Linked DNA regions of Homo sapiens: region 2 is linked to region 1. The links are chromatin contacts, found by Hi-C or POLR2A ChIA-PET in ENCODE. All regions are on one chromosome and are shown on one strand. The core of a region is the stretch at or near the end of the contact, and the rest is flanking DNA. Distances in the headings are between cores, read along the strand shown. Region 1 overlaps PLCB1 (phospholipase C beta 1). Region 2 overlaps PLCB1 (phospholipase C beta 1).

Evidence for each region. Hi-C counts contacts between places; a loop is a spot of excess contacts on that map. ChIA-PET counts read pairs that join two places held with the same protein, here RNA polymerase II (POLR2A). Pooled maps may share reads with other maps.
Region 2: a loop to region 1 is called in a pooled map of heart left ventricle, with 2.0 times the contacts of the local background. The contact joins two enhancer-like sites. A Hi-C loop is called at or near these places in 1 of 168 maps with a recorded cell type or tissue (OCI-LY7) and 3 of 50 pooled maps. POLR2A ChIA-PET finds 5 or more read pairs at or near these places in 2 of 52 experiments (MCF 10A and OCI-LY7).

Annotation. Positions count from the first base shown.
Region 1 is chr20:8,544,748-8,548,805 of GRCh38, forward strand. All of the region lies in intron 3 of PLCB1 (phospholipase C beta 1), which reads left to right. Among named protein-coding and RNA genes, the nearest start is that of RNU105B, 280 kb to the right of the region's middle. Within about 2 kb of position 2,709, at least 2 of the 41 ENCODE cell types and tissues checked have a DNase peak (open chromatin) inside an H3K27ac peak, as active enhancers do.
Region 2 is chr20:8,430,053-8,433,688 of GRCh38, forward strand. The region is part of intron 3 of PLCB1 (phospholipase C beta 1); the gene reads left to right. It overlaps LOC124900459 (a long non-coding RNA gene), which reads left to right. Exons shown (of 2, transcript XR_007067518.1): 2 at 1-3,636. Among named protein-coding and RNA genes, the nearest start is that of PLCB1-IT1, 180 kb to the left of the region's middle. Within about 2 kb of position 2,244, at least 12 of the 41 ENCODE cell types and tissues checked have a DNase peak (open chromatin) inside an H3K27ac peak, as active enhancers do.

The DNA.
Region 1 (4,058 bases), core at 1,459-3,958:
GTCTATTACATATGCTGAAGTTTTCCCCCAAATGGGACCAGCACCCACATGTCTGATATATTCCTTAGGTAGAGCCATTCTTCTCAATAAAACACAAAATAGTGAAATACAGAAATGTCTGATTTGTAAAGAGAGGGTATCTGTAACAAAATTGAAAGTCACAGATTTGATATCTACTTTTACATTCTTGTATCCAGTAACATTTTTTTGAGCATCTGCTACTGAGTGAAGCATGGAAGGATACACAAAGATGAATAAAACACAGTCTTTATTGTCAAGGAGATGACAGTCTAGAAGAATGGATAAGATGTGTCTAAAAGTAACTTGAATGCAAAGCCATATGTGGAAACTATAAGACAAAAATTAACGCAATGGAGTTAGATAGGGGGAAAAATAAACACTTGTCTCTCGGAAACCTTCCTGAGAAAAGTGGTGTTTGAAGTGAGCATTAAGAATAGATTAAGTCATGTCATAGAATCAGGAAAATACAAGGCATTTCTGGAATGATGTGGTGGCCTGTTTGGCTGGGAGACAGCTTATGTTTGGGGCACTAGTGTGATATGGAAGAGGAGGCTAAAGAAGGTTAATTGAAGACAGGACCATGGAAGGTTTTCCATGCTAGCCTTTCTAGGCTGGAAATGGAAAACCACTGGAGGTTTCTGAGCAGAAGCGTCGTATGACTCAAAGTGTGTCAGCGGAAGAGGACTTTGGCAGCTCTGTTGAGTATGCACTAATGTTGGGACAGACCAGTGGTAGGAAGGCCAATTAAAAACTAAATGCAATGATTTAGGGGAGAGAAAATGAGGATTTCAACTAGTGTAGTAGATTATAGGTTTGGACAGATATGAATGAATATAAATAACATTGTATCAAAAAATTGGCTGGACCTTAAAACCATCTGGATGTGGGAGGTGAGAAAGAAGAAAGTACCAAGGATGACTCTCAAATTCCCAGCCAAAGTAAAAAGCCCTGAAAGAGTGCATGGGTGAAAGATAGTGGATGTATTTTTAAGACATGCTGACTTAGTGGTGCTAGTGGAACAGCTAACATTATTATTTCTTCTATACGGCACACATTTACCATATGTTATTCTATTTAATAATCAAAACAGGCTTGTGAGAAGAGTAAGATCATACCAGTTTTACATAGAGGGATTAAGGCTAAAGAGAAGTAACTTGCTTAAGGTGGCAGAATCACCATTGGAGAAGAAACATAAATATTGTGTTCTTTGTATGCCATCATTGCAAAAATCTAGCAGATTGTTGAACATAAGAAACTGAAATTCTTGGCTGGGCGCGGTGGCTCATGCCTGTAATCCCAGCACTTTGGGAGGCCGAGGCGGACGGATCACGAGGTCAGGAGTTTGAGACCAGCCTGGCCAATATGGTGAAACCCCGTCTCTAATAAAAATACAAAAATTAGCTGGGCATGGTGGCGTATCCTGTAGTCCCAGTTATTTGGGAAGCTGAGGCAGGAGAATTGCTTGAACCCAGGAGGCGGAGGTTGCAGTGAGCTGAGATCGCGCCACTGACTCCAGCCTGGATGACAAGAACAAGACTCTATCTCAAAAAAAAAAAAAAAAAAAAAAAAAGAAAGAAACTGAAATTTGTGATTTCCTGGTCCAGTGATCATTTCTAATTGATACCAATGAATCCCTCTGATGAATATTTCACTGGTATTTTTCTAATATATGATACATTCATAAGTTGGTTCCTAAGCTGTATTTTAAGAGAACATCATGATTTAGATTTTTCTTATACTACCAAGAATGCCACTCTGATTCTTTATGGAAACTGAGACCATACACTTAAGCTCTAGGGGGGAGGTAATGTAATGCAACCTGTGTTTCTAAAGCACAATCACACTATAAACAGACCTTGCTGCAAAAATAAGTATATTCAGCACAGAGCTGATAAACCTCAGATCTGTGGCTGAAATGATCAGTTGATGATATTATAGTAAACACCATTACCAATGTTGTGTTCTGGATGTTTTTCTTCAAGCTGTGTGTCTGTAGGAAATGACTAGTATCATAAACCCTCTTGACAAAAAAAAAAAAATCACATTTCTGTTTTCCAAAAAGAGTTTTTTTTAATATCATAATAAATGAGTTCTTTTGAATTCATCTGTGCTTTTCTAAATATTATCTTCTGGCAATGACTTTGCCTTATCTCTGCTCTGCTGTTTCTGGAGAGCATAATTTTGCTACATGTATCTGAAGATTTATAATTGCGCCTCTTAATTGGAAATCAAGGCTTGGCATTAGTTAACAGTTACTGGTGAAATGGCCCACTGATAAAAACAAATGCTTACATTTCTAGAATAATAACAGGAATTCTTCTCTGAAGAACCCAGAGTGGCAGACTATCACTTCACAAAACTTTCTCATTTCCCCAAACTTGTAATAAAGCCAGCTCATTGTTTCTTCAGGCTACTAAGCATCAAGCAATTTGTTTTCTGTGTTCAGTCTGTCATCTTACGGCTCGCTCTAATGTTCACTGAAGCCCTACGGCAGACTTTGGGACTACTGTTTTTTTAAATAAACAATTATGGCATTTTCAGATATGGATATTATCAAAGGAATGATCTAATTGTCCACCACAGATTTGGATCAGATAGTTATTCCTCATAATACCTCAAGCTGAGACTCAGGAAACTAGTCCTGCGTGGGGACATATGTCAAATGCATTACAAAAGCATCACCTCCTTAGTCTAAATAACGTCACCACCACCCACCCAGTTATGCAAGCAAGGAACTTAGACAGTATCCTTTTTACCTCCCTCTTCCTCATTGCCCATATCTAACCCGTTCTATGTTCTGAAATAGTACTTCTGGATTCATTCTGTCCTGTTGTATTTTTGGATCCATCCATTTTTCTCTTTCTCAACTACCCCACTTGTCAGTCCACCTTGACATTCCACAGTGGCCTCCTCACTGTTCTCTCCATCCTTCATTCATGCTCCTCTCCAGTGTTTTCTCCACCTACATTGAGAGCAATGTTTCCAGATTAACTAGTATATCAAGTGAGTCCTAGGTTTAAAAACCTGCAATCACTTTCATTGCTTTTAGTATAAATATCAAAATCCTTATGCAGGACCTTGAAGGCTCTACATGCTCTAGCCCCACTCACTTCTACAGACCATTTGTTCTAAGTCTCCTCTTCTCTGGGAGGAAGAGATCCCCTCTACTGAGAATGCTTCTCTTCTCCCATCTCTTCCCTTAGTTATACTTTTCCTCCACCTTCATATCTCAAGTGCTAGTTCCTCAGAGAAGCCTTCCTCACCACCCACACACTCCTGGTCCAGGGACCTCCCTTCCTACCTTCCTCCCTCCCTTCCTCCCTTTCTTCCTCCCTTCCCTTCTTCCTTCCTTTTCTTTTTTTCCATTCTCTCCTTCTTTCTTTCTCTCTTTCTCTTTTTTTCCTTTCTCACCATTAGCTTTCTTTCTTCCCATTTTCTTTCCTTCCTTCCTTCCTTCCTTCCCTCCCTCCCCTCTTCCTCTTTTTCACCCTTCCTTCCTTCTTTCATTTTTTCTTTCTTTCTTTGTTTTTCTTTCGTCTTCCTTCCTTCCATCATTTTTTCTTTCTCTTTGTTTCTTTCTTTCTTTTGTCTCTCTCCTTCTTTCCTTCCTTCCTCCCTTCCCTTCCCTTCCCCTCCCTCCCCTTCTTTCTTTCCTTCCTTTTCTTCTTTCATCCTGTTTTCATTAATTTGTTCTTTCTTTCCATCATCTATCTTTCTATCCTTCCTTCCTTTCTTACTTCCTCCCTCCCTCCCTCTCTCTCTTTCTTTTCTTCTTTCTTTTTCTTCTATTATCTACTATCTATGTTTTTGTCTATTATCTATCCATCTATTCATCTATCTGTCTATCTCTATATGTATATATTCAATAGAACCAAATCTCTGTATTTCAGATCACTTATTTCTACTTATAATCTTATATTTATTCATATCTACAGTCTTAACTCTAGGCTGTAAGCTCCGTGAGAACAGTGGTTGTATTTGGTATTACTTAATTTTATGTTCCATGTTCTCAAGCCTAACTTTGTGTCTGACACAGG
Region 2 (3,636 bases), core at 994-3,493, 120 kb before region 1:
ACAATGGTGCCTGATGAAGCCTAAGGGTCTGAATGCTGGAGTAAAGCCAGGGGTTATTTACACTGTGACTGGGTGTGAATCTACAGATAGATCTGAAACTAGAAGATAAGCCCATGAAGGAAATGGGAAAATGTGCCCTGATTTTGAGTTACATTAGCAAAAAAAATCAAAGCTGAGTCCAAGATGGAAGAACATCTACATAATTAGAGAGGACAGAAGTGATCACGAAGACCTAGGGGACAGGGAGAGGCCTCAGGTAATGCAAAATCTGTACATAATGATTGAGGTCAGGAGAACAGATGCTCTTCCCGGGTCAGTTTTAAGGCTGAAATGTTTCAGGAAAACTGGGAACAAAGCATGGTTGGAAATAGCAGGCTAAGCTGATGCATCAGGAGACTGCAGATCTCAGTGTTACCTTGCCTGGGAACAGGATGGGCCCCAAGTATGGCTGAGAATGCAAGTCTCATGGGTATATGTTTAATGAACCTAGTTGGGAGATGTTAGGAGGAAGACTGGTTCTGATGTGAAAGTTTCCTTCCAAAGAATAGGCCAACCTAACTGCAGCAGTGCTGATTATGATGGAAATTTCCTATTTTGATTCTTCATCAAAAGAAAGAAGAGCCGGTACCATGGTTCTTGCCTGTAATCCCAGCACTTTGGGAGGCCAAGGTGGGAGGATCACTTGAGGCCAGGAGTTTGATACCAGCCCCTATAGGAAACATAACAAGACCCCATCTCTACTAAAAATTAAAAAATTAGCCTGGCATGGTGGCTATGTGTCTTTAGTCCTAGCTACTCAGGAGGCTGAGGCAGGAGGCTCTCTTGAGCCCAGAAGTAGGAGACAGCAGTGAGCTATGATCACACCACTTGCGCTCTAGCCTGGGTGACAGAGCAAGACCATGTCTCAAAAAAAAGAAGAAAAAGGAGAAATTAAAAAGTTTTTCCTTATGGTTTATCTTTAGTAGTTTGACGTATTAAAGAGGTTTATATTTTATTATTATATATGCATTAATATATAATCAGATATTAATTAAATATGTATTAGTATATTATACATTAACAAACTTACATTGTCATCTTCTTCAACTAATTCTAAGCCTCAAACGAAGTGTAAAAGAAAACTGAAGCATCAAAAAATTAGTCAGCTTCAGGCACTATCCCAAATGTTGAAGTTTTCCATGTAAATAAATAAAACCTCTAAAATTAACAAGAGGCTATTTTCACTGTTGCCTGTTGGACACAAGCCTTAATTATGACAGTGATCTGAATAGCCAAGTTACACTGTAAGGCTGTTTCCCTGAATGGAAACACCAACCTTTTTTGCTTTTTTGAAAAAGAAGCAGAAACAGAAGCAGAAGGAGAGGGAGAGGGAAAAGAATTCTTTCGGACAAAATGTATCAAATGTTTGACTTCACTCCAGAGGCAATTTTTAAATACCAAAAATTGTTTCACATCTATTCCCAATAAGGTTTGCCACCAAAGGAGTTTGCTCTAAATTTGTGACTGGATGTTTGGTTTTCAGAGGTTTCAGGATTTCAGAATCATGGTAAGGGATTATAGACATGTATTTGGTATGTGCAATATTGGGGGACTTGAATATTAAGTCTGATTGGGAACATCTCTGGGTTTCTGTATGTGTACACATTCTACACAATAGTGTAAAGTTTTCTAGAAAATTTAGTGTCAGCAAAAATTACGCTGGGGTCTGAGTTTTTATGTGAGAATCTTATAAAGATCAAAATATTAGCTAAAATTTAAAATTTGAGTTGAAAGGGCTTGAATGCTGTATTAGTCTGCTTGGGCTGCCATAATAAAATGCTGTAGATTAGGTGGCTTAAACAACAAACATTTCAGTTTGGAAGGCTGGGAAGTCCACTATCTGGGTGCTGGCAAGGTAGGTTTCAGAACATTCCTTCTTTTGGCTTGTCGGCAACCACCATGTCACTGTGTGCTCAGATGACCTCTTCTTTGTATGTGGTGGTGGGGGTGGGAGCTGGGAGGTCTCTCTAATATCTCTGTTGTGGGATTTTTCCTTAGTTCAGCTGAAGACAGGGGTCCTTATCACATGGCCACGAAAAATCTGGCTTGCAGACAATCTGAAGCGTGAGGAGGGCCGGGTTTATTGGGTGAAAGAGGGAAACAGGGACGCTCCGCAAGGCCAGAATCCCTGCTACAGCGCTTCCTGCCTGAAGATTGAATCCCAGGTTCCACCCAGGAATAGGAGGGGCCAGGCTTCCCCCGCTGCAAACAGCACCAACTCCCGTGGCTCCATGCCAGTGCGCAATCCTCCCAGTGTGCAGGCTGGTTGGAGTTTTTCCAAGGACCTCTTCCCACCTGGCTGTCTCATCTCATTTTGTAAGGACATAAATCCAATCCTATCCTATCCTATTCTATCCGAGCCCCACCCTTATGACCTTATTTAACCTTAATTACTTCTTTCTAGACCCTATCTCCAACTACTACTGCTTTAACATGTGAATCTGGGAGTGGGGGAGAAAATTCTATCCTTAGCAGATGCTAAAACTCAGGACTTGAAACTGCTTTACCAAATGATTATGTGCTGTGGTCTGAAGCAGTATTATTTTTTAACCCAGTGTTTTTCATTCCCATGTTTTTTTCTTTTCTAAGAAATTATTTTCTTCAGGATCAAAGCGACAGAAACTTAGAAGTGGCATTTGAAGTTGCCAACATTAAACCTTTGATCAGTCCGGCCTAGTCACCAGCCAAACAAGGAGGAGAGAGATTGTTGCTCATCCATCTAAATTCACAGCTCAAAGGTGCAGAAATCCAGCTGGAGTAGAAAACATTTCCTGTACTGAGTTAAATTTAACTGAACTCCATGCCTGGATGATTTCTGCCAGTGGCGCCCGTGGGATTGTGTGACCCCCTCTGGCTTTGCTATCTGCAGGTTTCTTGATCACACGTGGTATCCATTTATCAGTCCTGGCTGGAGCCAGTTTCCCAGAGCAAACAGATTCAGGATGATCCGCACTATCAGCAGAGGTTCACCAAAGTTCTAATTAGACCAGGAAGGTTTATTAATACAATTAGCTTTAGGGAGGACAGTTACAACAGGAAGCAAATTCCTTGCAGCATCCGGTCCTCTCTTAGCCATGTTAGTTGATTAAGAGGAAAGCCTCAGACTTCAAAATCAAGAGCAAAATTGAAAATGTCTGGGAATTTAACTTTCCAGTAACTGTAAAGTTTTAACCGTGAACTTTCTATTAACTGTAAAGTATAATTTAACTTTCTAATAACTGTAGAACAAGAAAGGATTCTAGAAAAATCTTGGGAAAAATTATTAATGAGGGGCCTGAGGGCTTAAGTTTGGGGAGAGTGGGCTTCTTTTGATTTGCAATGTGGAAGCTGCTTTTGCTCATGCTTTCTGAAGATCTTCCATAAAGAGGGGAACTGCGAATTGCAAAGTAAAGCCCCTGCTGTGGAGTGAATTTGCTTATGTCACACTCTATCTGAGTGACCCTTAGGAAGTTCCCTAATCTCCCATGCCTGTTTTCTGGGTTGTAAATGCAAGTAATAAAAGTAACTGCCTCATAGGTTTGTTGCAAGTATTAAATAAGAAAATTTATAACGGACATAAAAGGGAGTTGGCATAGAGTTAATGTTCAGTAAATGACG